3 separate regions of the Homo sapiens genome follow, and all the other regions are linked to region 2. Evidence: chromatin loops called from intact Hi-C (ENCODE). Cell type or tissue: ascending aorta. All regions are shown on one strand. Links, peaks and the distances in the headings refer to the core of each region. The heading gives the core; the rest is flanking DNA.

The links. Hi-C counts contacts between places; a loop is a spot of excess contacts. Peaks named below come from ENCODE experiments on the same cell type or tissue, not always from the same donor. Only the 100,000 strongest peaks of a DNase experiment are listed, where the experiment ranks them.
Region 1: it touches region 2 in a loop (13-fold over the local background); 3 of 110 quality-filtered maps call a loop at or near these places.
Region 3: a loop joins it to region 2, with 2.4 times the contacts of the local background. A loop is called at or near these places in 4 of 110 quality-filtered maps.

The regions. Positions count from the first base shown.
Region 1 is chr2:114,279,769-114,291,117 of GRCh38, forward strand. It overlaps the pseudogene LOC124906175. Among named protein-coding and RNA genes, the nearest start is that of DPP10, 160 kb to the right of the region's middle. In ascending aorta, for the core only: no CTCF peak of the experiment used is centred there; no DNase peak of the experiment used is centred there; H3K27ac peaks cover 4,224 bases.
Region 2 is chr2:114,538,739-114,546,738 of GRCh38, forward strand. All of the region lies in intron 1 of DPP10 (dipeptidyl peptidase like 10), which reads left to right. Among named protein-coding and RNA genes, the nearest start is that of DPP10, 100 kb to the left of the region's middle. In ascending aorta, for the core only: a CTCF peak has its summit at 4,779 (motif pointing left); a DNase peak (open chromatin) is centred at 4,823; H3K4me3 peaks cover 1,024 bases; H3K27ac peaks cover 1,743 bases.
Region 3 is chr2:114,421,144-114,432,492 of GRCh38, forward strand. No RefSeq gene overlaps it. Among named protein-coding and RNA genes, the nearest start is that of DPP10, 16 kb to the right of the region's middle. In ascending aorta, for the core only: no CTCF peak of the experiment used is centred there; DNase peaks (open chromatin) are centred at 3,748, 5,178 and 5,838; H3K4me3 peaks cover 1,808 bases; H3K27ac peaks cover 5,530 bases.

The DNA of each region.
Region 1 (11,349 bases), core at 1,279-9,278, 260 kb before region 2:
TGTGGGCCACATGAACACTTGATTAGGAGTTCAGGTCATCATTAAAGTCACAGAGACAGGATGTGCTGTACAAGAAGGACAGCTGTTATCGTAATAGTTAGAACAAGGCACAAGAATCCCTCATCTGACATCCTCCTGGGTGTTTTCTATCACAACTCCCACCTGCTGCCTCACTTCTTATCATATCATTACTTAGAAAAATGATTGTAATGTGACTTGAGGTGAAGCCTTTTGAATTTTCATTAAAATAAAAAAAATCATTATAAAAGAAAAAAACACATTGTATATTCAGTGACACCTCTCTCACTTTTTCTTGAAAAGGACATGAATAATTTGGGAAAAATAAATTCATTATGTCATACTGGGATTTCCATATTAAATTATATTGTTTTGAAACCATATGGAACTGCCATTTAGACAGTCAAAAAGAGTTGAAAATTAGCAATTTCATATGGTTCAACTTAATAAGAGCTGTTACTCATTGATCATTGTTTGTGTCAGAAAATCTATGAAAAAATCCTTATTTCCTTATTAATCTTCATAATCATCACAAGTAGTGATAGTAAATCTCCATCAGTTCCCATCTTCCTACCTTTGCCAAAGCCGCCCCACATGGACCTTCTTAGGCAAATGAAGTTTCAAGATCTGTCCTCCATCCCATTCCCCGCCCTGCACTTCCTACCCTAGCCCACACTTAGAATTGCCTCTCCTAAACTCTATTTTATGGAAATATTTGTGATGGTACTGCCTAAGACACAGGCGTTGTTATCGCACACGCTTAACAGATTGGGAAATGGAGGCTTAGGGAATCAGGAAGGAAGACAATTGGAGCAGCAATTAGGTAGGATTTGAACCCAGGTCATCTTGGCTTAAAATTCTGAGCTTCTTCAACAATTGCCATAGTATCTCTATGCTTGATGACTCAATCACCTGATATAAAGCACTGCGAAGGTGACCTAACACATTTGGGCCAAATTGCTAGAATTAACCTTATTCATATAGTCATGACAGATCAATAGAAATATTACTTTGTCCTTGTCCTTATGTAATGTCAAAGATCGATGAAACCTCAGAAATGACCTGATGGTTCAGTGTCCCTAGGGGAATTTGCTACAAGTGAAATATTCCGGACCCCTTCTCCAAAGATTCCAAATCTAAGTCAGGGATAAGTCCACAAAGATTTACTTTTCTATAACCACCTCAGGTGAGCCCAGTGAGAAACTTCAGGAAAATCTTGGATAAATGTTAACCTAGTCCAGTTGCCTTATTTTATTTATTTTTAAAAAATCTTTTTCACTTAATATTTTTTTCTTCAGGTCAGATGGGTAATGTGCCCATTCGAGGGTGGCACATCTCACACACGTGCATGAACACCCGATCATCTATGCTCATGAAGTACAAAAGGATTGATTGCCTTATTTTATAGATGAAGAAAGTCACTTGAGATGTGAAGCTATTTAACTTACTGCTCTGTTGGTACCATTGGTACTAGGACTAAATTTAGGTCTCTGAACTCATAATCAAGTGGACTGATTCCTAAACTTTAACCACAGACCCCAGAAATGCAGGTGTGTGGTAAGCGTTATTAAAGGTTAAATAAATAACATGAGTCACACACACAGTATTTATCAACAAGCACAGCGATGGCCTTTTGATTGAAAGTGGATCTGTTATTAGGCCTCCACTTGCCAGCTAGCCTAGCTCAGCTGGGGACACCAGAAGTCAGTTCAGGCCTAAAAGTAATCAAACTGAAGACTGGTTGAAACTTCTAATGAAATCTTCAAACAGAACCTTCCCCAGAAGTCTAGTCTAGTTGTTCCAAACCAGACTAGTCTGGGTTGGAAATACCAACTTCAGGTTTTTAGAGTAAACATGTAAACAATGTCCTCTGTAGAAATGGACCTAAAAGAAGCCTGATCTTTGGACCTCCTAAGGGATGCTATGTGTTTGGACAAGGTCTTGGATTTATCCAATCAAATGCTTACTTGAGTGGTTTTGTAGTAATTCCTTGTATGTGGTGAAAAGGCGGAGTGAACAAGAATCTCCAGATCAGAGATATGGGGAGGGGACAGGAGAGTATAATGAATTCCCTCCTAATACACACTAGTACCATGTGGATGGCAGCTGTGAGCTCCTTGCACTTGGTGAAATGGTCACCTGGTGTGTGATGCAGTACCTGCACCTCCATGCAAGACCGTAGACGTGGGGAGCCTCTACTTCCATCTGGGAGCATGCTATATTGCCTCTGTCAATAACTATCTCTATAAATTTTAAAGTTTCGGTTCAGATATAACTTTTGCATCCTTTATCTGTGGCTGTTGGTGTCTTTCCATCAATCATGTCCCATGGCCCTGTTGTGATAACCATGCACCCACAGTCCTCAGTTCATGTAAGCATACACAATGAATAGTAATGAAGATGATGCTCTGGACATGCCACTTCTATTTCTGCAAGTCTCTATAAATCCAAGTCAAGGTCCTAAGGTGCCTGCAGGTGCCCCACAGAATTCTCTTCTGAAGCCAGTTCTTCAGCCTCCATATCTATTTAGTCTTTGTTTCATCCTTCTCTGCCCTCTTGATGTTGTTAGTCTATTTAACAGGCATCTATTATTTAGGCATCTAAGCCTCCATTCCATCTGGAAAGCTGTCTACGCTTTTGTGAAGACCTGGATGATCCCTGTCCACTGCCCACAGTCAAGGGTGAGGGGCGGCTCAGCAGGCATATCCCTGCTCTTACCTGCTGCCTCCCTTCCCTGCTTGTTGGTTGATTGTGCTCAGTGCCCATCGAGGTAGGGCTTCAGCATGCCCTGATGTCCGCAATTCTCTCTCAACCAAGACTTCAGCACAACACAAGGAGTGTTTTGTTTTGTTTTTTGTTTGTTTGTTTTTGAGATGGAGTTTTGCTCTTGATGCCTAGGCTGGAGTGCTATGGCATGATCTCAGCTTATTGCAACTTTTGCCTCCCAGGTTCAAGCAATTCTCCTGCCTCAGCCTCCTGAGTAGCTGGGATTACAGGTGCCTGCCACCACGCCTGGCTAATTTTTTGTATTTTTAGTAGAAATGGGGTTTCACCATGTTGGCCAGGCTGGTCTCGAGTTCTTGATCTCAGGTGATCCACCCGCTTCAGCCTCCCAAAGTGCTGGGATTGCAGGCATGAGCCACCACGCTCGGCCAGCACGAGGAGTTTTGAGGTATATTTAAAACCAGAAAGAACTAATACAGGTGCTCACAGAATCAACTGTAACATGATTTTATCTAAAAATCTGCCCTTTTCAATTCCAACATTTGATTTTCGGGCAAATCAGTTATTTCTTACGAAATTAAAAACTGAATTCTCATAGGATTTCAGAAATGACTCTGATTTCAAAGTGCAAACTGCTTGAAAGCCTGAACTAACCACTTAACATGAACTACATCCCAAAACTCTAATTCAGAAATATTATGTTATCTCCTTTGTAAAAATCTTCCTGTGGTGTGGTACTTAGCACTGGGGTCACTTCTGACCACCAATATGGAGAAATGAAACATTTTTTATGTGATTATCTTCTTTTACTCATCCTTGCTCTTAAACGCTGTTTCTCTTTGATGCCCTATGTTTATTTTAGATCATTTTCCAAGTCTTTTAATGTTTTCTAATCCTGCCCCTGCCCTCCTTATGTGACTATCTAAAACTAAGCAAAACAAAGCCCACCTAATTCATATTAAAATGTATTGCAGACCAATGACTTACCCATATATCAAGGAATTATTATAGAATAAAATATATAAACATAAAGAACTCAGATCAGATAGTCTTGGATGGATTATAAGGCATTATTTTGATTTTATGTGGCCTGACATGATTATTGTGAGCACTAATGATCATTTTTCTAATATTGGGTGACAACATGATTACTTGGTTTTGTTGTATGCATCGTAAACAGATCCTTTAAAAAGCAAAACCTTGCACTGACAAAGTGAATTAGACAGTTTGTAAGTATGAAAATAAAGAAACATTTATATAGCTTAAAATATCCCTAGTAAAGAGCCTATTTCTGAGAGAAGGGTAAAAATTTTTGAGAACAGAATTCTTTGAAAAACATAATCGTGCTAGGGAGGAAAGATGCCAGATTCTCTGGAATTTTTGAACTCAGATATAAACTGACTGATCTAAATATAGGGAGTTACTTTGTAAATTGAAAACGCATTAGGACATTTTACCCCCACTCCCATGGGAATGCCTTGTCTGGAATAGATGTGCATAGGGCCATATTTTGTTTGGTTTGAAAGGAGCGTGAAGATTGAAGGGCATTTTGGTCCTGCTTTGATTATTGTAATGCCAACACACTTTTGTTTGATGCAAGCCTGGTGACTCCTGGCGAGAAGGGAATTATGCTTGTGGAACGAGAGATTTTCTGGATGAAGAAAAGAACACGACAGTCTCAGTTTTCTGTCACATTCTGAATTAAATGTAAAAATACATGTTTGTCCTTCCTAGAATGCTGCATCAACTCTAGGTGATTTAGATACAGTTTAGAGAAGACCCTTCAAATGCCAATGACCTTCCAGAATGCATTACATCTTAATTTAGAGTAACACTAGCAGACATGGAGAAAAATTAGTTGGGTTTACAAAATAGCCAAACCAGGTTACTGGGATCCTGAGGGGCAACAAAAAGCCCTGGCTTTGCCTTCATCTTAGTTTACACAACACATTCCAGTTTCATGGATCTATAAATACCATTTGACTTTCTCAAATAATAAATTAGCGGCTCCCAAGAGGAAATGAAAATAAAAAAAGTCAAGTGATTCTTTTGCCTCAGCCTCCTGAGTAGCTGGGATTACAGGCATATGCCACCACACCGGGCTAATTTTGTATTTTTAGTAGAGATGGGGTTTCTCCATGTTGGACAGGCTGGCCTCGAACTCCTGACCTCGGGTGATCCACCCGTCTCAGCCTCCCAAAGTGATGGGATTACAGGTATGAGTCACTGCGCTTAGCCTGAAAATTAAAAGATTTTGAAGCTTCTCATGGAGAAAGAATTATAAAAGTTCAAAGCTAGAAGGGGAAAAAAGAAACAATACATCGATTAGATGCAACTAGCACAGATCAGAACCAATTCTTGTTTAATTCTCCCACCACCCTCCAGCTTCATGTTGCTATCCTCCTCTGGCCAATGAACCTGAAGGTCAGAGTAGATTTCCAAAAGTTGCAGAGCTATTAAGCATTCCAGACGACCCTTCATTTTCTACTACCTCTATCTGATAGGACACAGAATTAAGAGAAACTCCCAGGGCAGGGTCAAATATTTCCACCAGGACTGCCGAGAGCCTTGGTTTCCTCTAAAACAAATACACTGGCTTTTCACAGCCAAACAGACCTTGTATTCAGGGCTAAGAGATGAGTTCTAAGTATCTGTGTGGTCCCAAGCATACCGTTTTCTGGGTGGCCCACTCAACATGACAGAGCCTCCAGTGAAGTTTCTCTCCTTTAATTAATTTCATTAGTTTTGTCTGGTAGTCTAGTTCTACCCTGTGGACTATTTATGGGGTCCTGGTTCCTGTCTAACTCTTTCCCCTATCTCATCCCCCAGGGACCCAGGGCCTTTGCTTTGCTAATTCTCAACCACCCCCACATTTCCACTGAAGAGCTCAGAATATCTTGAGCCCTTGTCTGAGAACCTCAAATATCTGAATGTCTTCTCCTCCAATCTCTGTCATTTAGTCCACTATGCCTGAAAACTTCTTAATTCCTTTCAGAAAGTAAGACCATGCATGTTTGAAGACTCTGACCTTTAGAAATTGCATCCTTATATCAAACCCAAATCCTTCTTCCTGTGGCTATTACCTAAGTCGTCCTGGTTCTTAAATTGACTTTTTTTTTCTTTTTCTGAAGGCTCACAGCAAGTAGGTGACCAAGTTAAGCGCCATTTCTTACAGCAAATGAAAAATATCTGGAATTGATTCAAGTTCCTAGGCTCAAGATGACATTCATTCATTTATGCAAAATACATTTTTTTGAGTGACTAATAGTACCCACTGTCCACATCAGTGGGCAAAAGCCATGAGAAATAAGTCTGATCTCTCTTCCCTAGGAAAAAACCTTTAAATCGTCAAAGAAGACAGTTATCTTTCGACCACTGAGTCATCTCCAGGCTTACAGGCTTCATGTATCTAGTTCTTTCTGTCTGTGGTATGACCTCTTCTTTTAGAGGAGGTCTCATTAGAATATAAGTACCAAAAAGCTATGGACTACATTGTGTTCCTCTTTACATACACTGTGGCTAGCAAATTGTTAATGCTTAATACGTAGCTTTAAAAATAATATGAATACATCATGATTATTTCTGGAACTCTTCTAATCTGAGCTGAAATTTGAACTGAGTCTCTTTTAGCTAGAATTTACAAACTTACTTCCTGAATGAAATGGAATCAGTGAAATAGAAATCATTTTACATTGAAAGGGAAAAGATTGATCATAACGTGATGTTTTAAGCAAACAACAACAAAATTAGAACATAAATGGTCTAATCAGGTCAGAAGTAGGCATTACAAGAAAAAGTAAGCTTACAACTGCAGGCAAATCAGAGATTCTGGAACACATAGGTATTAGGCTGATTTTGCATTGCTATAAAGAAATACCTGAGCCTGGGTAATTTATAAGAAAAGAGGTTTAATTGGCCCACAGTTTTGCAGGCTTTACAAGAAGCATGGCACTGGCATCTGCTCAGCTTCTAGGGAGGCCTCAGGAAGCTTACAATCATGGCAGAAGGTGAAGGGGGAGCAGGCACCTCATACGGCGAAAGCAGGAGCAAGAGAGAGAAGTGGGGGCGTGCCACACACTGTCACATGACCAGGTCTCACGAGAACTCACTATTGTGAGGACAGCACCAAGGGGATGGCGTTAAACTATTCGTAAGAAATTAACTCCCACGATCCAATCACCTGCCACCGGGCCCCACCTCCAATACTGGGGATGACAATTCAACATGAGATTTGGGTAGGAACCAATACACAAACTGTATCAATATCTAAAATAATCAATGAATCCAGGAGCTGGTTTTTTGAAAAGATCAACAAAATTGGTAGACTGCTACCAAGACTAATAAAGAAGAAAAGAGAGAAGAATCAAATAGACGCAATAAAAAATGATAAAGGGGATATCATCACCCATCCCACAGAAATACAAAGTACCATCAGAGAATACTATAAACACCTCTAGGCAAATAAACTAGAAAATCTGGAAGAAATGAATAAATTCCTCAACACATACACCCTCCCAAGACTAAACCAGGAAGAAGTTGAATCTCTGAATAGACCAACAACAGGCTCTGAAATTGAGGCCATAATTAATAGCCTACCAACCAAAAAAAGTCCAGGACCAGATGGATTCACAACCAAATTCTACCAGAGGTACAAGGAGGAGCTGGTACCATTCCTTCTGAAACTATTCCAATCAATACAAAAAGAGGGAATCCTCCCTAACTCATTTTATGAGGCCAGCCTCATCCTGATGCCAAAGCCTGGCAGAGACACAACAAAAAGAATTTTAGACCAATATCCCTGATGAACATTGATGCAAAAATCCTCAATAAAATACTGGCAAACCGAATCCAGCAGCACATCAAAAAGCTTATCCACCATGATCAAGTAGGCTTCATCCCTGGGATGCAAGGCTGCTTCAACATACGAAAATCAATAAATGTAATCCAGCATATAAATAGAACCAACAACAAAAACCACATGATTATCTCAATAGATGCAGAAAAGGCCTTTGGCAAAATTCAACAGCCCTTCATGCTAAAAACTCTCAATAAATTAGGTATTGATGGGATATATCTCAAAATAATAAGAGCTATCTATGACAAACCCACAGCCAATGTCATACTGAGTGGGCAAAAACTGGAAGCATTCCCTTTAAAAACTGGCACAAGACAGGGATGCCCTCTCTCACCACTCCTATTCAACATAGTGTTGGAAGTTCTGGCCAGGGCAATTAGGCAGGAGAAGGAAATAAAGGGTATTCAATTAGGAAAAGAGGAAGTCAAATTGTCCCTGTTTGCAGATGACATGATTGTATATCTAGAAAATCCCATCGTCTCAGCCCAAAATCTCCTTAAGCTGATAAGCAACTTCAGCAAAGTCTCAGGACACAAAATCAATGTACAAAAATTACAAGCATTCTTATACACCAATAACAGACAAACAGAGAGCCAAATCATGAGTGAACTCCCATTCATAATTGCTTCAAACAGAATAAAATACTTAGGAATCCAACTTACAAGGGACGGGAAGGACCTCTTCAAGGAGCACTACAAACCACTGCTCAATGAAATAAAAGAGGGTACAAACAAATGGAAGAACATTCCATGCTCATGGGTAGGAAGAATCAATAGCGTGAAAATGACCATACTGCCCAAGGTAATTTATAGATTCAATGCCATCCCCATCAAGTTACCAAGGACTTTCTTCACAGAATTGGAAAAAACTACTTTGAAGTTCATATGGAACCAAAAAAGAGCCCACATTGCCAAGTCAATCCAAAGCCAAAAGAACAAAGCTGGAGGCATCACACTACCTGACTTCAAACTATACTACAAGGCTACAGTAACCAAAACAGCATGGTACTGGTACCAAAACAGAGATATAGACCAATGGAACAGAACAGAGCCCTCAGAAATAATGCCACATATCTACAACTATCTGATCTTTGAGAAATCTGACAAAAACAAGCAATGGGGAAAGGAGTCCCTGTTTAATAAATGATTCTGGGAAAACTGGCTAGCCATACGTAGAAAGCTGAAACTGGATCCCTTCCTTACACCTTATACAAAAATTAATTCAAGATGGATTAAAGATTTAAATGTTAGACCTAAAACCATCAAAACCCTTGAAGAAAACCTAGGCAATACCATTCAGGACATAGGCATGGGCAAGGACTTCATGTCTAAAACACCAAAAGCAATGGCAACAAAAGCCAAAATTGACAAATGGGATCTCATTAAACTAAAGAGCTTCTGCACAGCAAAAGAAACTACCACCAGAGTGAACAGGCAACCTACAGAATGGGAGAAAATTTTTGCAATCTACTCACCTAACAAAGGGCTCATATCTAGAATCTACAATGAACTCAAACAAATTTACAAGAAAAAAACAAAGAACCCCATCAAAAAGTGGGCGAAGGACATGAACAGACACTTCTCAAAAGAAGACATTTATGCAGCCAAAACACACATGAAAAAATGCTCATCATCACTGGCCATCAGAGAAATGCAAATCAAAACCACAATAAGATACCATCTCACACCAGTTAGAAAGGTGATCATTAAAAAGTCAGGAAACAAACAGGTGCTGGAGAGGATGTGGAGAAATAGGAACACTTTGACACTGTTGGTGGGACCGTAAACTAGTCCACATTGTGGAAGTCAGTGTGGCGATTCCTCAGGGATCTAGAACTAGAAATACCATTTGACCCAGCCATTCCATTACTGGGTATATACCCAAAGGATTATAAAACATGCTGCTATAAAGACACATGCACATGTATGTTTATTGCAGCACTATTCACAATAGCAAAGACTTGGAACCAAGTGAAATGTCCAACAATGATAGACTGGATTAAGAAAATGTGGCACACATACACCATGGAATACTATGCGCCATAAAAAATGATGAGTTCACGTACTTTGTAGGGACATGGATGAAGCTGGAAACCATCATTCTCAGCAAACTATCGCAAGGACAAAAAAACCAAACACCGCATATTCTCACTCATAGGTGGGAATTGAACAATGAGAACACATGGACACAGGAAGGGGAACATCACACACTGGGGTCTGTTTTGTGGTCGGGGGAGCGGAGCGGGGAGGGATAGCATTAGGAGATATACCTAATGTTAAATGATGAATCACTGGGTGCAGCACACCAGACTGGCACATGTATACATATGTAACTAACCTGCACGTTGTGTACATGTACCCTAAAACTAAAGTATAATTAAAAAAAAAAGAATTAAGGATATCAGGAGCTTTAGGTTTATTTATTCAAATGAAGAATTTCCCAGAAGGTGATTTGATTCTTAGCAGCAGCATAGCTTAAAGCTCTCACCAGCAGAACCCACCATTTTCCTATGGATATTTTTCAAATATGTATTTAGGTTTTTTTGGGTTTTTTTTTTGGGAAACGGAGTCTCTCTCTGTCGCCCAGGCTGGAGTGCAGTGGCGTGATCTTGGCTTACTGCAAGCTCTGCCTCCCAGGTTCACACCATTCTCCTGCCTCAGCCTCCCAAGTACACATTTAGGTTTTTACCTTTGAACTCCTAGTACTTTGTGCCAATGCCAATTAGTTGTGAATTTACTCTTGTACTATCCTCTGGCATCTCTTAAACTATCATTTCCTTTGTGATATTTTACTTTTCTTGCATGTATTCTTTGTTTCTTTAAGCAGAGTAAAGTCATTTTTTGTAAGAAGTGCAATGTCTTTCACTTCTTTATGTATCTCATGAAGTCTGTAAGAATGCTATTCTACTAATCAGACCGGGCAAACATGCTGTGACACATAGACTCACCGATACGTAATGGCTGAAATGTAACAGAAGTTTAGATCTTACTCACTTAACCAAGGCTGGCATTCTTGTTCCTGTTCATGAACAGCTTTTTGCCACGTGGAGACTCAGAGCCAGCTCCTCTCAATGTGTGGTTCTTCCTATCTTAGGATTTTGTTGTTTTCTACATCGAGCTTGGAGAAGCTGGAAGAGCCTGAAGAGCCAACTGGTCCTTTTTTTTTTTTCTTTTTTTTGAGATGGAATCTTGCAATCTCAGCTCACTGCAACCTCCGCCTCCCGGGTTCAAATGATTCTCCTGCCTTAGCCTCCCAAGTAGCTGCGATTACAGATGCCCGCCACCATGCCCAGCTAATTTTTGTATTTTTAGTAGAGACAGGGTTTTACCATGTTGGCCAGGCTGGTCTTGAACTCCTGACCTCATGATCCACCTGCCTCAGCCTCCCAAAGTTCTGGGATTACAGGTGTGAGCCACTGTGCCTGACCCATGGTCCTAGTCTTAAGACTTCGCTTACAAATGCAAACATTATTTCCAGTCAGTGTTATTGGAGAGATGAGTCATATGGTCACACTAGGGGCATAGGAGACTGGGGATGTGATATAGTCCTATCCTGGGCAACCATTTCCTAGACACAGATTTATACCCTGAAATACAAAACTGGATTCTGATGGACAGCTAGCTTTCTCTGCTAAGCACAAAGTCGAGTTTAACAAATATTTGTTGATCTATTTATATTAGCAGTAAAGATCAAATTGCTTTTATTTCTCCTTTGAACAGTGCTATTAAATATCTCGGAAATTTTAGAAAACT
Region 2 (8,000 bases), core at 1-8,000:
AGATGCAGCATGTATGGAAGTGCTTCTTCTTGTCACTGCCACCAAAGGACCCAGACTGAGAGAATGTCCAACTTGCAGTAGGTGCACCCGAGAGCACACATCTCTGGGTTTGCTGGGGCAAAAGAAGAGAATTCCCTTCTCTGTCGTTAGGCCCATAAGAGCTTCACATCGCTTTTTCTCATAGCCCCTTGATCAGATTAGTCACACATACCCATCCAACTGCCAAAGAGCTGAGAAGTCACTGTCTTCCTGTCCTTCAAAGGAGATGAGGACAGACACTGAGGAACCTGAGAGATGACAGCCACTTTGATCTTCTTGCTTCTACTCATAACCTTTAATTGCCACATAGCAGACAAAGTGATGTTTTTAAAATAAAAATTGTATTTTATATATATAAATATATTTATAATTATGTTATATTACATGTTTTATTTATAACTGTATATTACATATAAATTATATTTATAATTATACACATAACTATTGATACAATATATTAAAAATATATTATAAACACATAATTACATATATACAATTATATATAACTTCTAGGAAAAGTAAATTCATATATATACATACACACACATATATATATACATAAATTCATTATTATTTCACAGCTCTGATGGAAGTTCCTTCCGACTGTATTTCCTTCCTATCATCTTAAGATAAAAGACAAGCCACTGTGCCATAAGGCCTCTAGGCCTGTGTGGCCTGGCCTTTTCTATTCTCATGCTTCAGTCCCCTAAACGTGTGCTGTAGCAGGCATGCTTTCTTCCAGTTCTTGCATATTCCAAGTGCTTTCTTTGCTCAGGTTCTTGACCCCTGCTTTCTTTTTGCTTGGCTAATTCTTATGCAGCTTTCACGTTTCAGCTTCAGTGTCATCTCTGACCTGCTCTACGTTCCATGCACGTAGAGAGCATGGGTATTTTGTTCTCCATTATAGATTCAGCACATCATACTGCACCTGGCACAAAGAATATACTCAATAAATATTTGTTTATATTAATTAACAAATTAATAAATATTTGTTAAATGATTACACGCAAGAATGAATGATCAGAGGCCTCCCATATACAGCACTATATGTAGTCTTCTAAAGCACATTGACATAGCCATAACAGATAAATCAGTCACTTAGAACAGCAACCATTTATATTCTTTTATATTCTTAGCAATATTATTATGATAAAGATGCCCACATTGCAGGTAATGATAATTCCAAGTGTTCGCAATTCATCACCTGCCTACTGGACATTTTCAGCATACAACATATTATTATTTTTAGTATTAAAGTACATAATAGGAATGGAAATCTAAGGTTTGAGTAACAGGAAATGTGCAACATATTTTCAAAGACAGATACCACCAATTCAGCCTCTCTCATGAGACCAATGGAGTGATATTTTCCAAATAAGGTATCAAATGCAAAGTGACAAAGGATTTTTGCATCATTTCCAAATGTGGACCAGTACTTAAGAAGAGTAGTTTTAACTCCCTACATTGACATAGCTAAGGCAATTTGATGGTTCGGAAGGACAATGGCATGGAATATGTATAATTAGAACTGTCATGGAGAATCTGAGACAGATTGTTGTCATCTAGTCAGATCTCAACAGAAGAAAAGTGATTGGAAGCCTGATATACCTATTTTAAAAGGTACAATGAGTGGTATAATTAAAAAGGTTGGGTATAAGCTTGACGAAGTTAGCAGATACTCATTAAAACCATTTCAGTAATTCCTATAATAATACTGGCCATGGTTTTAAAGTCACCTAGTGAAAGTCATTATATTGAAATAATTAAAGAAAAACTTCATATTGTGTTTCCTTGGCAATAGAACATTCAGATGGAGCCACACTAAATATTTTTCTATTTATTGCAGCCATCTCCTTAATGACACTTTTCAGCACATATTATACATTAAAATTGTTTATGATATTTTGTTATTGCTGAATTTGATTTAATTACATCAGGGCTTAAGGAAAAGGAGTCTAAACTGAGAGAGTTCATGAAGACTTCGTTTTCTAACAGTTTAGCGAAAGGTCTTTCAATTCCCTTGCCTCTGCTTATACGCCTCCTGCTCCCCACTCCTAAAACCATACATAAAATGGTATTGTCCAATCTCTTCTTAGTCTTACCTTCACTAAAGGCTGTGAACTGCCTTCAGAAATATACTCGTAAAACTTACACAGACTCTCATTAGGAAGCTGCTACCCTCCACTCCCGTCACAGCTTAACTCCAATCTCTTTGGTCTTTTAAATACCTTGTTTCCTCTCCATCTTTAAGAGACAAATAGATATATCTTTCAAGAATGTTTCAAATGAGAACTCATAACTTTCTTGAGGGAATTCTCTTGCCCACTTGGAAAATAGCTTCTCTGGCAGGGGTTGTGATTTCCGATGGGGGCGAAGTCACGGCTTTTCGCAACTACTCTGTATTTTTGTTTTAAATGTACAGGAATCTCTTCTAAAGTTCAGATATAGACTTATACTCCCCTGACATACTCGGGGGGTCTGGATATTTTCGGAGGTTGAAGCATTCATATTCCATCCAGTGGTTTGTATGAAAGTAGAGTCAGCGTGATCAACACTGGACACTGGGAGGTGACTCTTGGACAGCCAAACCTCTCCTTTCTGTGCCAGCTTCCCCCTTAGGAAGACCCTACTATACCATTGTCAGGAATTCCGGAATTCCATACTCCCTTCCTCAAAACCCCCCTTTTTCCTGAAATCCACTCTCAGGAAAACAGGTAAGCTCCTTTCAATATACAAATGAATCATCAGATCTTATACTCTAGCTTTCCTGCAGATATTTGAGTAATTGCAGAAGGCTAAGCTTTAAGTTAAAGAAGTTAATCTTTGTCATTTATAATAGAAAAAAAATAAAAGCAAATGACTAACAGGGAAGAAATTAAGTAAGTTATTACTTATACCTGATGGCATGTTACCAAAGCACATTGACAGAAAGTTTAAATTTTTTTCCTATAAAATTATTAAACATTTAAAACTTGTAGAATATTAATGGCAAAACATGCTTATGCCATATGTTGAGCAAACACAGGAGGAAAGAGTATAATACGATAAAAACTATTTAAAATGTCACAGAAAAAGACTAGAAGTGAATAGTTGCTTTTGAGTAATGGGATTATGGTTTTTATTTTAATTTAAAACATCCCTTTATTATTTTTTGTAACAGGGAAAAATGTAAGTGTAAAATAAAGAATGGATTCTCAATGGGAGATTTTTTTTAAAAAACCAGTTTCTGCTTGAATATATATACATACAGTTTTTTTTCTTTCTTTCTTTCCTTTTTTTTTTTTTTTTGAGATGGAGTCTCACTCTGTCTCCAAGGCTGGAGTGCAGTGGCGCGATCTTGGCTCACTGCAACCTCCACTTCCCGGGTTCCAGTGATTCTTCTACCTTAACCTCCTGAGTAGCTGGTATGACAGGCATGTGTCACCATGCCTGGCTAATTTTTGTATTTACAGTAGAGATGGGGTTTCACCATGTTGGCCAGGCTGGTCTCGAACTCCTGACCTCAGTTGATCCACAAGTCCCAGTCTCCCAAAGTGCTGGGATTACAGGCATGAGCCACCGTGCCTGGCCGAATATCTTTATCTACTAACACCTACACTCCTTATTTGGTGGGGAATGGCATACCAGTTCTCCCCACATGCTTTCCAGAAGGCTGATTGAGTGGAACACTTGGAGCTGATGACTTGGATTTACATAAGTCTCATCTTACTAACACATCAAGGCTTTTGGATTTAAACCTCTTCAGCATCCTCTGTATCCCTAAGGAATGCAGTTTCTGCCCCTCTTATCCCTGAGTATAGAGGAGAATAAAGCTTTGGCATCAAATCGCCTTCAGTTGTGGTTGAATCCACCATTTGCTAGCCGTGTGACCCTGGGTGTCTACTTAGGCAAGGAAGACAAGCTTTCTTATCTGTAAGGTGGTAATCTGGTGAAATAAAAATGAGAAAATCTATGTTAAAAAATTCTTAGCACAGATTCTCAAACACGAATAGTTACTTAATATCTCATGACTCATTATTGCACTATGCCTCCAAAACTGAATGTGCCTCATAGTGTGGGTTTTATCAAGATTGGGATCTGCCTCTCATTTCTTAGGATGAGATCTTTCTTAGGAATACCTGTGGCTCTATTTCCTCCTTCCCCAATCATGCCTGAAACCTTGGATTGGCAAAGTCCTGCTTCATTCAAATAAGCCCTGGGTTTGCTCAAGAGAACAGTGGCTTATCTTTTCCAAGTTAATAGAATACAATTTAAATTACGTTTTCACCACAAAGACTGAGTTAATCCTGCTAGAGGCTTTTTCCATTTCCTGACCAATACGATTTGGCACTGGAGGAGACTATGGTATGTTAATAACAGTATTAATTGTTAAAATTCACTTGTTACAAAGTTTTCATTGTCTTGGTATCATTATAATTTTCCTTTTATAAGGAGAATCGACTTAAATCACTTGGCTGCTCTTTGTTCTTCCTGTTTGCTAAGCACTGGCGACGTCTTGTTTTCAGCACTTAACTGAGTGCACATCTCAGCTCTCACCTAAAGCCTTTGCCAAGGGGCTAATTTCCAACATTGACAGCATCCTCCACTCCTGCGTCCCTGAAGCAAAGCTAAAGAAAAAGTAGGAAATAGCAAGAGGGAAGAAGTAATTTCCTTCACTTCTTTCTGAGTCTGTTCATTCCTTCTTGGAATTCAGTTGAGGGTTAACTGTCTTCTCCTTTCCTGCGAATGCTTCACGCCGCCTCCTGGTGACCAAATAAAGCCATACTTTTTTTGCTGTCTTTGGAAATATTCTTCATGGCTCCTGTGGGCTGTGGGAGCAGGAAGCCAACAAAAGATAAGGTCTCAAATCTCTTCAAACAGTCCTCACACTTGCTCTGCTGCCAAGTCATTAAGCAAGCAAACTCCTCTCCCATACGGGCTGTTAACTTTTATTTGTGTAGTGCTGCTTTTAAACATGGCTGGCCTGAACTCTTTTTTTTTTTTCTCCTTGTATTGAGAAGAAACTGCCCAGCATCTGCTTTGATCACTGCAATGTCTGCTAGTCTACTAGACTTTTGGCCTATCTCAGATGACTCTTTGAATGTAGCTTGTTTTTTTTGTTGTTGGTGGTGGTGGTGGTTGTTTTTGTTTGTTTGTTTAGCCTCATTCATGTATTCATTCATTCAGGATTCATTTTTCTAATTCAACAAATTTATTTTAATCAGCTAGTATTTGACCATTCTAGATGTTAGGTATATATCAGGGAATATAGCAGTTAAAAAAAAAAAAGAAAAAATCCTTGCCCTTCTAAAGCTCACTGTCCAGTAGGGGAAGGGAGCTATGCAAGTTACTGCATATAGTGTGCCATAATGTGGTTAAGTGCTTTGGGGAAAAAGTAGAACAGGGTAAAGAAGATCAGAAGAATCAATGGGAGAGGTCTATCATTTTAAATGAAGTGGTCAGGATGGGTTCCATTGAGAAGTGAATGTGAGTCAAGACTCAAGGAACTGCAGGCATGAGCCAAAAAGCCCCACGAGGCAAGAACGCTTCAGATCCTGTGGGAGGAAACCAAGACATAGAAGCTTTTGTTCATATTCTTGGCAGTATGAGTCATTGGGGGAACACAGACTAATAAAGTATGTTTCTTGCCTTCAAAGAGTTTATAGTCTAATATAAGAAACAGGTCCAAAATAGGCAATTTCAGTAGACTGTGATTGATAAAACACTTGGCTAAGGATGCTTTAGGGGCATAAAATGGTCTGAAGAAGGTGATATTGTTAATGGCTTCTCTTTGTCAGCATTTGTTAAATGGCCTTTTGTAGAGTATAGACCACTAATTACAGAAAATAAGAGTCATTGGGGGGACTCAAATTTGTTTAGCAAGGTCTATATAAGTTAAATGATATAATAATATATTAAAATTTATACATTAAGCGTAATAATTAAGTGCTCAATTTATTGATTATATTTATATAAGCTACTACATAGCAATATATTATTAATTTATATTTAGATTGTCTCAATAGGATTAATTCATAGATTGATTATTTTAATGTATGGATTATGTAAATGTAGTTCATTATGTTTATGTCAATATATTAAATTTTTTTTTTTGAGGCAGAGTCTTGCTCTGTCACCACACTGCAGTGCAGTGGCGAGATCTTGGCTCACTGCAACCTCCGCCTTCTGGGTTCAAGAGATTCTCCTGCCTCAGCCTCCCAAGTAGCTGGGATTACAGGCGCCCGCCACCATGCCCAGCTAATTTTTGTATATTTAGTAGAGACGGGGTTTCATCATGTTGGCCAGGATGGTCTGGATCTCTTGACCTCGTGATCCGCCCACTTCAGCCTTCCAAATTGCTGAGATTACAGGTGTGAGCCACTATGCCAGGCTCTCAATATATTAAAATATTTGTTAAGTAATATGAAATTAATGTATTTTGTAAATTAAATCATTAAATAATTGATAATGAGATTTTGTGTATTTAATTACATTTTATATAAGTTAATAAATTTTAAATATTATAATTAATTTCACTTTCATTTTAACTACTTTTACAGTGGCCACTAGAAAATTTGAAATTACACATGTGGCTGACACTTTATTTCTATTTGTCAGCACTGGTCTTGATTCACTGAACAGATGGCTGGCTTCCTAGTTCCTTACCTCTTAGCATTCCAGAATGAACAAGGTTACCCCAGGTCACTGAGGGACACTGTTGAGGAGAAAAAGTTGGATTCATTGAGATCAACATACAATGTCTTTCCAACTGCCTTACCTTCTTCTTAGTAACCTGATGAGTACTTCTCATGCAGGGGATTTAGATAAAACTTTCTTAGACTTTCTGTGTGAACTGTTAGCAGGTACATGAATTTATGTGATTCTTCATTCTTTTTGCAAAAAAACAGTCTAAGTTTTACCCACTCTATAAAGTCTGTTCTCTATTTTTCAGCCGCTTGTGGTGTTCATTTACCATTCAACACAGGTTAAGCACTGCTACTGCTGATTATTATAATAATTATTATTTTGCGATAGTTTTGGTTTTACCTGCAAGAAAACTCAGTCTAGTTTTGGATTTCTTTATACCGCAACCCATGGAGCAAATGTTACTCATGTAAAACTCTCAATGAGTGTCTTTTATCTTTGCTGCTGCCATTTCATTACCTGGGACATTTGTGCCTTGAATTGTGTATGAAATTCTACTTTAAAACAGATTCCTGGTTTATATACTCATATTGATGGTCTCTATTTTATTCCTTGGAAGCAGTTCTGTGTTCTGTTTCCTCTGTCCCCACCCACACTATACAGTTCTATCATTCCATTCTTGAGAGTCATAATTCAGCATTCCCCCCTGTATCAGTCCATTTTTTCATTGATATAAAAATACCTGAGACTGAGTAACTTATTAAAAAAAAAGAGTTGTAATTGGCTCACAGTTCTGCAGACCGTGCAGGAAGCATGATGCTGGCATCTGCTTCTGGGGAGGTCTCAGAAAGCTTCCAATCATGGCAGAAGGTGAAGGGGGAGCAGGTACATGACTTGGTGTTGAAAGCAAGAGCAAGTGGGGAGGTACCACACAGTTTTAAATGACCAGATCTCATGAGAACTCACTCACTATTGCTAGGACAGTACCAAGAGGGATGGTGCCAAACCATTCACGAAAAAATCATGATCCAATCAGCCTCTGACCAGGCCCCACCTCCAACACTGGGGATAACATTTCAATGTGAGATTTGGGCAGGGATAGATAGCCAAACTATATTACTCATGCAGCCAAACACCCTCGCTGGTCAATCTCCTTACAGTGGGCCTGAAGCTCTGAAATGTTTTTCTGGTCTGAAGATTTTGAATCTTCCCTTGACAGAACAGTCAAGCCATACTACTCAATTTTAAAGTGGCTGGTGACATCCGTATCTCCTAAGGCAAAGTGTTCTAGTTAATGATTTGCCACTTCTGCTAGGTGTGCACACTTAATTGAGGCT
Region 3 (11,349 bases), core at 1,531-9,530, 120 kb before region 2:
TTAAAACTCCAGCTTCGGTTTTTCTCAATGGTTCTAGACTCCTAAAGAAAACTGTGGGTTAAAAAAGATGAACAATTGCCCTGCAACTTCTGCTTTTGTCCCAGATACCAAGTTTTTGACAATTTTCCAAGACTATGAAAGTAGCAATATGAAGAAAATTATTTCAACTTAATTTCCAGTTGAGATGTGAGAAAACAGCAAGAAGTTAGCATCACAATAAATAATCTAGCACATTTGTTTACATGTCTATGCCACTCTACAGCACTGCAACCCCACTAGCTCTGGGTCCCTCAAAAGAACATAGACCTTAGCAAATAGCAATGTGTCCCTACAAATGTTCATTGAATAAATAAACACATTCATTATTACTTACAGCTTAAAACCACAATAAAACACATTTTGAAATTTCCTTGTCTCTCAGTGACCTACAATTTGAGGATGAAAGCCCTATATCTGGCCAAGTCAGTTTTTCCCACTTTCTAGTGAAAGTGGAGAGTAAACCAAACCTTTGTACATCAATATTTTGACTGTGTAGGTTCTGGGAAGAATAATAATTTGAGAGCCTGAAACAGTACGGAATATCTGGGTAGCTGATTATTTTCCTTGAGAAAGACCTTATAAGCAGGCATAATTTATATCAACTTTATCAAAGCTTCTCACATTGAAGAATTAGTTGATGCGAGCTATGGCTGAGACCTCAAGGAGAGCTGAGACATCGTGGTGGGCTGGTGAGGAGGAAGCAGAGGCATCTGGAGTGGGAGGAATTTTCAGTGCTTTGTGCTGACCCCTTGCATAGGGAAGGCAATGGGTAGTTAGCAATCAAATAGGTGTTGAAATGTCTGAGAAAACTCAGGGTGGCTCTGGGCTTACCTCAGTCGGTTTCCTAGGTAAGCTGATCCTGGGGGTGGGGACTGGGGCAGGAATTTCTAGTGGTGACAAGGATCTTCTGAGTTATTTTGAATGTTGCAGGAAGGTGATTTTACAGTTAGGGCATTTATCAAGTAAATTTTAATTCAGTATTCAAACTACTAATGTTATAAAGTTCAAAACCTAGATTTAAAAAGCCTTTAAGTCTGCATGTAATTTCTTAACTTCTTTAAATAGATAATTAATTTGAGTGGTATGTTTCCTTTTTGTTTTAGAATTTCAGTGGGAGCCTTAAAATGGGGGAATGATAGAAAAGTGCTGGAGTCGTCTATATGGGAGTTAATAGAAAATATCAAAACTGGCCCTGGGACCCTCATCCCCACTTCTTCATCAGTCCATGTAAAAGAGGAAAATAAAGGCCGGGCGCGGTGGCTCACGCCTGTCATCCCAGCACTTTGGGAGGCCGAGGCAGGTGGATCACGAGGTCAGGAGATGGAGACCATCCTGGCTAACACGGTGAAACTCCATCTCTACTAAAAATACAAAAAAAAAAAAAAAATTAGCCAGGCGTGGTGGCAGGTGCCTGTGGTCCCAGCTGCTCGGGAGGCTGAGGCAGGAGAATGGAGTGAACCCGGGAGGCGGAGTTTGCAGTGAGCAGAGATTGTGCCAGTGCACTCCAGCCTGGGCATCACAGCGAGACTCTGAAAAAAAAAAAAAAGAAAAAGAAAAAGAGGAAAATAAAGTATGGGAAGACAGAATGAAGGGAATTAATAGTGGTCCAGAGCCCTTAGAATTTTTTCCTTCCTCTACTTGCCCTATCTAACTGAAGAGGGCTCAAAGAATTCAGTCGTAGAGACTGAAGATGCCTGTAAGGGGGTGGGGCATTGATATCTTACCCTCTGGCTGAAGGTTTGCTGAGATGCAGATAGAGCCCACTGCATGGTGAGAGAGCGCTCTCGGGAGAACCAGACATATGTACCTAGTGGGTTGGAAGAATTCTGAAGCATGGAGGTGAGTTGTAGGGACCCATGATGCCGGAGCAAGGAGAGATGACAGAAGTCGGAAAAAGCCTATACTTCCACAGTTTGACAAGGCAGGAATGCATGCAATTCCCTATGCAAAAGGAATGTTTAAGGCACACACTTGGCTGAAGCTAAGTTGAAAGACTTTCTGCACAAGAAGTCGGCCTGCACAGCAGTGCCAGAATCCTGTGCTTAAGCTGAGGTTGAAACTAATTTACTTCACCACTTCATTTTATTTAGGTACTCTTTATTGACTGTGTTCTACAATTCCCCCTAAAATAACTATACAATTCTCTAGTCATCTTCCTAACAAGAATCACAAAGGAGACTGTAGTATAGTTTCAAATACCCTTCAGTTTGAAGCAGAATCTTAATCCTGCAGCAATTAGAGAGGGATTAACCCACACAGGGAGGAACTGAGAAGAACTAGGTCATGTATTCTGGTGAACCTCAGGGAAGAAGGCTGGGATTCAGGGTAGTAGAAGAGTATATCTGAGGCTCTGGGATAAAGTGATACAAGACATTTCTGGTTGGGCGTGGTGGCTGACACCTGTAATCCCAGCACTTTGGGAGGCCAAGGCGGGTCGATCACGAGGTCAAGAGATTGAGACCATCCTCGCCAACATGGTGAAACCCTGTCTGTACTGAAAATACAAAAATTAGCTGAGCATGGTGGTGCGTGCCTGTAGTCCCAGCTACTCGTGAGGCTGAGGCAGGAGAATCGCTTGAACCCAGGAGGTGGAGGTTGCGGTAAGCCGAGATCATGCCACTGCACTCCAGCCTGGTGACAGAGCAAGACTCCATCTCAAAAAAATAAAAAATAATAAAGAAATTTCTTACATAGGAAGGTTGTGGTCTTCAAGCCTTATCTTTCTCCTCTTCCTCCTCCTCCTCCTCTTTCTCCTCCTCCTCCTCTTCCTCCTCCTCCTTCTTCTTCTTCTCCTCCTCTTCCTCTTCCTCCTTCTCCTCCTCCTCCTCTTCCTCCCCCTTTTTTTGTTGCCCAGCCTGATTCTGATTCCAACATTTTACTCTTAAAATAATCTTGTCTAATTGAAGATTTTTTTTGGAGAGATTGGTATAACAATGATTTTATTAGCTTTTCTTTGTCAGCAGATTTACATTGCTTCTAAAGAGCTGTATCAACTATTCCTTAGTTTAATGATGAAAATATGATTGCTGGAATCAGTCAACACCTCCGTGGGTGTAACCTGAACATAATCAAAACATTGCTGGGTTCTGACTGAATGAAAGCAAGGTGTGGTCCAATTGCTCTGAATATCATATCAGTGTTGAAAATCACAGGTGTGGCCTGATATGACAACTCGTGACATAAAATGATTTTACCTAATAGCACATAAATTTTAAAGATCTGATAATAGTCACCTCAACAGGAAAAAGCTAAAAATATGTGTGTGTATGTATGTGTATTAGAAATATATTAGATAAAAATATGTGTGTGTATGTATGTGTATTAGATAACTTATGCAAACCACAATTATATGAATAAAATATGGATAGTTTCAAATCAATAGAGTGTTCTGCGGTCTTATGTAGAATTTGGGAGTAGGGAAAGGGAATGTTGTTCAAAGTCTATCATGACCCTATGCAATGGTCCTTTAAAGTAGACCTGTTTGTAAGACACTAAGCATGTTTACACTCAGGGGCTCTGGGTTGTCAAAAAGTTGGTAGAAATAAGGTTGAGGAATAAGGTTACTTACTGTTGATAGGTACATAGGAACACTTTATAGACTTAAGGAAACAAGACCAGTTCCACACTCTATAAAATGGCTAGGCTTGGTCTTTTTACATATTGCCAAGCAAAGCTTGGATTGCGTTAGTGTCTGGCTACAGCTGGACCATGCCACGGAATTCCTCTGTGATGGCAGCCAACCACAACTGGGAAAAGAGAGGAACTATTAGACATAAAAAAAGAACTGGAACTAGCACATAGAATTAGTGAGAGAGCAAGTGACATAGCAGATAGAGTTATAAAAGCAATAGAATTATGTGACTCTAGTTTGAATTCACTGTTTCCTTTATCACTGTAAGAGGATTGGTGCCCTTTCCCAAGATAAAAGAGGCAAGTGAAAAGTTACTCAACTGGAGACAATAACTAGGATTTTGTACACTTGAAAGGCTTTTAAGATTTTCTTGGATACATATTTATGGCAGAAAATATTTGTTTTGCTCAAAGTTTTCTAAGCTTTTGCAAACCTGAAGTCATTGTATTAATCAAGAATGTTCAACTGCAAAATATGGAGCACATGGTTTGTCCTAGATTAAAAACCTAAAGCTGCATATGCCACCCACACATAAGAAGAAGGCTGGCAGTAACAGTCCAGGGCAGTGGGTTTAGCAATGACTCCAGGGACCCACGTTCCTCCCATGTTTCTATGCCTCATTCTTAGTGTCTTGGCATTTATGCTTATGTATGCTGCTCTATGGGCACTGGAAGTTGCCACATCTCTAGGCTTTGTGACTGCATTCCAGACAGAACAGGTTGCTTCAGCAGATTTCTGCTTATATCCCAGACCTATGTTATATGCCCACACCTAGCTGAAAAGGGAACTAAATAAACCTGTTTCCAGCTTTTAAGTCCTTGAGAACAGTCAGGAAAGGAGAAGCGTATTGAAAGTGCAAATTGAGGCTGGGCGCGGTGGCTCAGCCTGTAATCCCAGCACTTTGGGAGGCCGAAGCAGGCGGATCACGAGGTCAGGAGATCGAGACCATCCTGGCTAACACGATGAAACCCCGTCTCTACTAAAAACAGATACAAAAATTAGCTGGGCGTGGTGGCAGGCATCTGTAGTCCCAGCTACTCCAGAGGCTGAAGCAGGAGAATGGCGTGAACCTGGGAGGCGGAGCTTGCAGTGAGCCGAGATAGTGCCATTGCACGCCAGCCTGGGAGACAGAGCGAGACTCCATCTCAAAAAAAAAAAAAAAAAGAAAAAGAAAAAAAAAGAAAGTGCAAGTTACATCACCCAGCCTGTAGTGTTGGCCCACAGCCATTCCAAGGATGAATATTATATAAGCAATTATTAGATCACACAATATGTACTGAATTATTAACATTTCTCATCTCCTAAATATAGTAATATGAGAGCTGGTGGTTTTAAATCTTTCTTGCTTTTAGCCTAATTTATCTTAGCTTCAGCCCAGTTTCCCCTAGACCTGGGTCTGTGGTTCTGTAAAGAAATGGCAAGCTGAGTTATACTCAGGCATAGCAATTAAATTCTATTGTGCATGCCAGCTCCAGTCACTGGAAAGGGCTGGCCAGGCTGCCACGTAGAAATGAATTCTGAAGTTGCCTAGAGGCCTGGCAGGAAAGTGGGGCCTTGATGTTTTGCCATGAGAGAAAATGGAGACAATGTTTTCCTGTCGGCTGAGTGTGTGTTCTCCCTTTTCATACAAAATTCAGTTATACTGTAGACATTTCCCTGGAAAGTGTACTAGTTTTCCTCTTTCCTCCTGTAATTCTTTTAACACCAATATTTTTGAAGAAAGGGAAATGGATGCTTTTGCTTAGTAAACTGAGTTCAACTGGGAAGCCCTTACGTTGTAGAAAGGAAGGCCAGGTTGACAGTCAGCTACACTTGTTTCTTTGAGTTTAAGAAATTTACCTGGCGGTATCACCATAAATTCTATCTTCTAAGTGATGTTCAAAGAAGTGACTGTAGCCACATTAATTTTGTTGCAGTTTGTGCTATGATTCTTATCACCAATTATCAGTTGGAGCAAAGCTTTATGCCCAAATTAGCAACCTTAAATTTATCTACCCAAAGCTATTTTTGTTCAAAATTACTTACTCATATAAATGAAGTCATATTCCTTGTATTAGTCTGCTCGGCTGTCGTAACAAGATACCACAGACTGTGTGGCTAAAACAACAGAGATTTGTTTTCTCACAGTTCTGAAAGCTGGAAAGTCCAAGGTCAAGGTGCCAGCAAGATAGTTTTCATTCTGAGGCTGCTTCTCCTGGCTTGTAGGTAGCCGCCATCTTGCTGGGTGCTCACATGACCTCTTCTTTGTGTGTGGTGAAAGAGAGAAAAAGCTCTCCATTGTCTCTTGTTAGAAGTCTCTTCTTCCTATTGTATCAAGACCCCACTTTTATGACCTCATCTAACCTTGATTACCTCGTTATAGGACCTATGTCCAAATACAGATTAGGACTTCAATATATAAATTTGGGGAAACATACATCAGTTCATAGCATCTCTATAAAATAAAATTATAGGGAAGTTATAATTCTAAAACAGAAGATATATTTTTTCATTTTAGATTCAATAAAATATCTTTTATTCTAACCTGTATCGTAAGTCATGATATCCTCTGTCCACAGAAAGTTCAAGGTCTTTAGAAAGATTTGTGAGGAAGCACGAAAAGCAATCCAAATCCGTTTATTTTATCAGAGTCTTATTTTCAGCCAGAATTATTTAGCTTGAGAGGTCACCAAGAATAATAAATACAAGTAGTCCAAAGGTTAAGTTATTTTCTTCCACACAAACTTTAATCAGTTTTATGATTTTTAATTCTTGTTTTAATTAGAAATCAGAGGATATTGAAAATCCCCTCTAATGAGCTTTTATTTTATTTTTTTATTTTATGGGAGATGATTTAAGTAATAAGGCTTGCCAAGTGAGTATCAGTTTTTGATCAAGGAAATAGTTCTGAGCTATTCAAAAGAGTATTTAAAACTGAGGACGGAAACAAGCCTCAAATTGGTATATTTATTGTTGTGATTTAGATAAAATAATTGGACTAGAAGTTTAGAAAAAAACAACAAAAAAACAGTTTCACTTCTGATTGTCTCTCTTCTCCTCGAATAAGTCCCAAGAGAAGAATGCCTCATACAAAACTGACCAGTACCTAGGACTGGAGGGAAGAATATCTGGGTTTGACTATACCACCAATACTCGCCAGGTGTGTGACTTCGGACAGAAGATTTAACTCTTTTGAGCCTCAACTTTCTTATTCATAAAGTGGGACTATGAATTTCTGTCTAAAACATACGAGTATATATATATTTAGAATTGTGCCAGTCATATTACTGGTATGCAGTAAATTTGATAAGAAGTCCTTTGTGGATAGATATGTATAAAACTCATAGTTGTTTAACTCCAACACACTTTTAATTTTTGGTTAAATATACAGGCACTCAAAGAATATTTGCTGAGTCAATGAGACAATCTATTATAAACAAGTGACTTATCATGTCATTTCCTTTACTCCAATATTCAGAGTTTGCCCCAATGGATCTTCCAGCCTTGGTAGTTTATGACATTTTGATACAGAATAGAATTGAAATCTACAATTTTTAGGACTGGCATCAAGGAGCAGCAAATAAAAATCTCATGTTAGTCAAGGCAAAGTTTGTGTGAATGAATAAGCCATTAACACTCCAGAAGTGTGAGCAACAGTTTTCTCTTTTTGGATTTCTTTTGTCCAAATTACAAAAGTAGTGCATATTTGTTGGAGTAAAATTTAAACAAATTAAATCCTCTATAGAATTCTAAAAAATAGAGGAAAGCCTGGCTTTCTTTCATTCTTATACTCCTTCTTATCCTACTTCCTAGGATTAAATGATGATAAAAGTTTGATACATATTTTTATCACAGCTCTTTCTCTCCGTGTCTCTCTCTCATATATTCATGCAAAGAAATTGACAGGTAGGGTTTTTCTTTTAATGAATTATATTGGACAGTAAGTAGATTTATAATTTATAAAGAAGGGAACACAGAGAGGCCTCCCAAAGAACGACTCCACATTGTTTAATTTGCTGTAGTGTGAAACCTGAAGGGTGTCTGGGACTGGGCCAGATGAATCAGTTTTTGCCCAGAATGGCTCTTCCTGGTTCACCGCAATTATATCACACAAATGACCACCTTCTCCACATCTATCCTGGCTGGCTTGATATTAATCAGTCTAGTTGAGGTCTGTTCCTTTTTACTAAACCCAAATCTGACATTAAATATTGAAACTGTTCAATACATCAATAGGACAATCGGAGAGGGCTGTTCTTTTTACTTTGCAGTTCCCAGTGACACAGAACAGCTGAAAATCTGATCACAACATGCCGTTTTGAGTTCACTTAATGTTCCCTATCTCCTAGGCTCCATAAATAAAGAATCAGTGTTTGGAGAGTGATTTCAGGGTCTCGTCCATCTTCAGTGTCTTTAAGGATGGAAAACCTGAATTGCAGGGTCGGCAACATTCCGCAGTCTCCGGCCTGAGAGCCAAAAAGAGTGAAGAGATTCTCCCTAAATCTCAGGCCTCTCTCTGGCTGGGTATTGGGCACAGATTTTAATCACTGGGTGTCGTCGACCCTTGAGTGCCATAACCTCTGTGCGGATGAAGACATTACTTTTGGAGGGGTAACAGCATATATCTGCCCACAGTCTTAGGTCTATTTTTTGGTGACTCTTGTATTTGAGAAGCTCCTGCTATGTCAGAATCATAATAATTTTTCAAGGACATTTTATGTTTTCTAAGGTTTGAGTCCTCATCAACCAGGATTAGAAGAGACACGTCAACTTTCACTCCCTTGCTGTTTTCCAGCACATTTAACATAATGCTTTAGAAAGAGTTTTCACAAACAGTAAACATCTGTGTATAATGGGGTCGACATTATTCCTGACTTTTCAACAATAGCCTAGTCAAAATCCTTTATCATCCTATGTTGTTCAAATTACTAGCACCAATTTCTTCTTTCACTCCTCCATGTTTTTCCTTTTTGGGTTTCCATTGATTTGATGACTTTTCTTAGCTTTTTGTTAGTTGCTTGCTCCAGTCTTTTTAACCTCTTCTAGAGACTGCTCTAGAATTTATCCAGAAAACCCTCTTTGCTCTTCTTTAGTATAAACACCACTCTTACCTTCAGCTTTTACAATTACAACAGAATAGCTGGACATCACTACAGAATTTTTTATTTTTTTTTGGTAGATTTTCTCATCTGGAGTCCTATTTGAAAACGTACTTTTTGTATGGTCCTTACTTTAGATCCATTGCTTAAGAAGTTTTGGATAAGTGATTTCCAAGATGATTGTAACATTTAGAGAGAGTTGGCCACAAGTGTGCCGTGCTTTTATTTCTTAATTTAACAATTATTTATGAAGACTTTACAATGTGTTATCAAGCCCTGTCTGAATCCAGTTTTTTTCAGTGAAATTGCCAACTACATGTTTGGTCCAAATTAGAGACCTCTGATGTGATCTCTCAGGTTGCCAGCTGAAGGCATGTGTACAGGCTTTCTCTGCCGCCATGCTCTGTGCCTTGGCAACTGCTCTCATCGGGCAAATGCCAGGGCTTTATGTTCTGCCTTTTATACTTTCACCATCCACTCTGTAGCTGTACTTCATCATTATTGGAGTAGGAATTATATACATTTGCACATTTTTCCTGAAACATGGTCACTAGGTTGCAAAGAATAAAAACCCATTCAAATAAATAAAGCAAAAATTGACGAATCAATGGGAATCTTCTGAAGCTAGGCCTCACAGGGCCTGTAACCAGGAACTGGAGGACTGGGGCCAGTCCCACCCCTCAGTGTTTCTCTGCTGATCTTCTTGTCTCTCCTTCAGCTGCAATTCACATTGTCTTGACTTTGGCAAATGTCGGGCCCAGTTGTGATTGTTTTAAACCCTACCCAGCTACTCAGTTTTACCAATTTTAAGTTTTCAGTAGAGACTGACTAGTTTTCCTTTTTTCCAAATATAACTTTCAGAAAGAGAAGTTTGTTTTGTTTGTATCTCTATAACTAATTCCATTAGCGGAAACTGGGGGTACTGGGCTCATGAGGTCTGTTGATTTCTTAATAGAGGCTGTTGGAACAAGTTTTCTGAGAAGGAGTTAAGAAAGTTGGAAGGACAAGATTGCTGCCTCTAGTACAATTCTATACACACGCACACACCCCACATATGTACATATATATTATCTGTTCATAAAAAAGATATGCAGATTACAAAATGGAGGTTGAGAAGCCAGCATAATACAGAAGAAAAAGCCTTGGAGTGGGAGGAAAGAGTCATGAACGCTTGAACTAGCTTTGTGAGTAATTGCTGGTGTCACTTTCTCATTTCTGAATTTCATTGTCCTAATTAATAAGTGAGGAATGTACTAGTAGTTGGTTATGCACCTTAACACCCTTTTAAATAAACGATTTTTAAAAAAATGGCTCTTATACTACATTTCTTCTTTTTTCCTATGTTAGTGGTTCTCAGACTTTTTGGTCTCAGGGACTCATATCCTTAAAAAAACAAATAAAAGATTGAGGAAATCCAAGAGCTTTTATTTATATGGGTCATGTTTATTAATGTTGACTGTATTAAAAATTAACACTAACGTTTAGAAAAAAGTGTTTATTAATTAATTTGAAAATCACAATAATATGCTAATTGTGTTTTAACGTAAGTAACATTTTTATGAAAAGTAACTTATTTCCAAAACAAAACACAGTCTCTTCAATGTCTGCATTGAAAGAAAAACAGATGGATTTTCATAACTATTTCTGCATTCAATCTTTTACAGCTTGTTGTTTTCACTGAAGTGCTTGAAGAAAATGGACCTTATGCAGAATTGTAGTTGGAAAAGGCAGAAATATTTTGTGGCCTTTTTAGATAATTGTGGTTCTTTTTCTTTGGTAGCACACCACAACTCTATTAAAGGTAGTTTCTTAAAGGTTAGTGGCAATATAGGATCTGAAACCATATCTATTAACTTTTTACTATGAAAAGTTTATTAATCTATTTTGTACTCTTTTACCCATGCACATTTCTTTAATGTCATCCATTGGTCATTTGGAAGATGCTGACTTACCTACTAATTTAGATCTTCCAAATATCAACAATTTTCACTATACAACGTTGAGAAATCATGCTTGTTAATACAGTTAATACAACCACACATGTCATCAGAAAAGTCTAAGTATTGGAAAGAAGTTAAGCTCCCATGACAGTTAGAAATTTCCTGAATTCTAATTTTGGCTTGAAAGTTCCTATTTTAACACTGGCCACAGCTATTGTCAGTTGTTTTCCTTAAAGTGTTAGGCTCACTTTGTTCATTTTAGAGAATGTATCAGGCAAATATTCAAGTGTGAATAATCACAGTGTGCCTGTCAGTTGTTCTTTCACATAAAAGTGTCATTTCATTAAAAAGCAGCTCATCAACTTACAACTTCACTGTACAACCATTGTACTTTGATTAGTAGTAGAAGTGTTTTATGCATTGTTTCACCAAGAAAAGGCTTTTGACGAGTTCGTCTACAGAGGCATTATGAGAAAGGCTATGTGGGAGGTGAATATTTTGTGATTTGCATGTCTGAAGTTAATTTTATTCTATCTTCTTATTTGATTGATAGTTTTGCTAGTTACAGAATTCTGTTAGAAATCATTTTCCCTTAGTGTGTTGTTCCATCCAGCCTGCTAGTTTCCAGAATTGCTATTGAGAAACCCATGGCTCCTCTGAT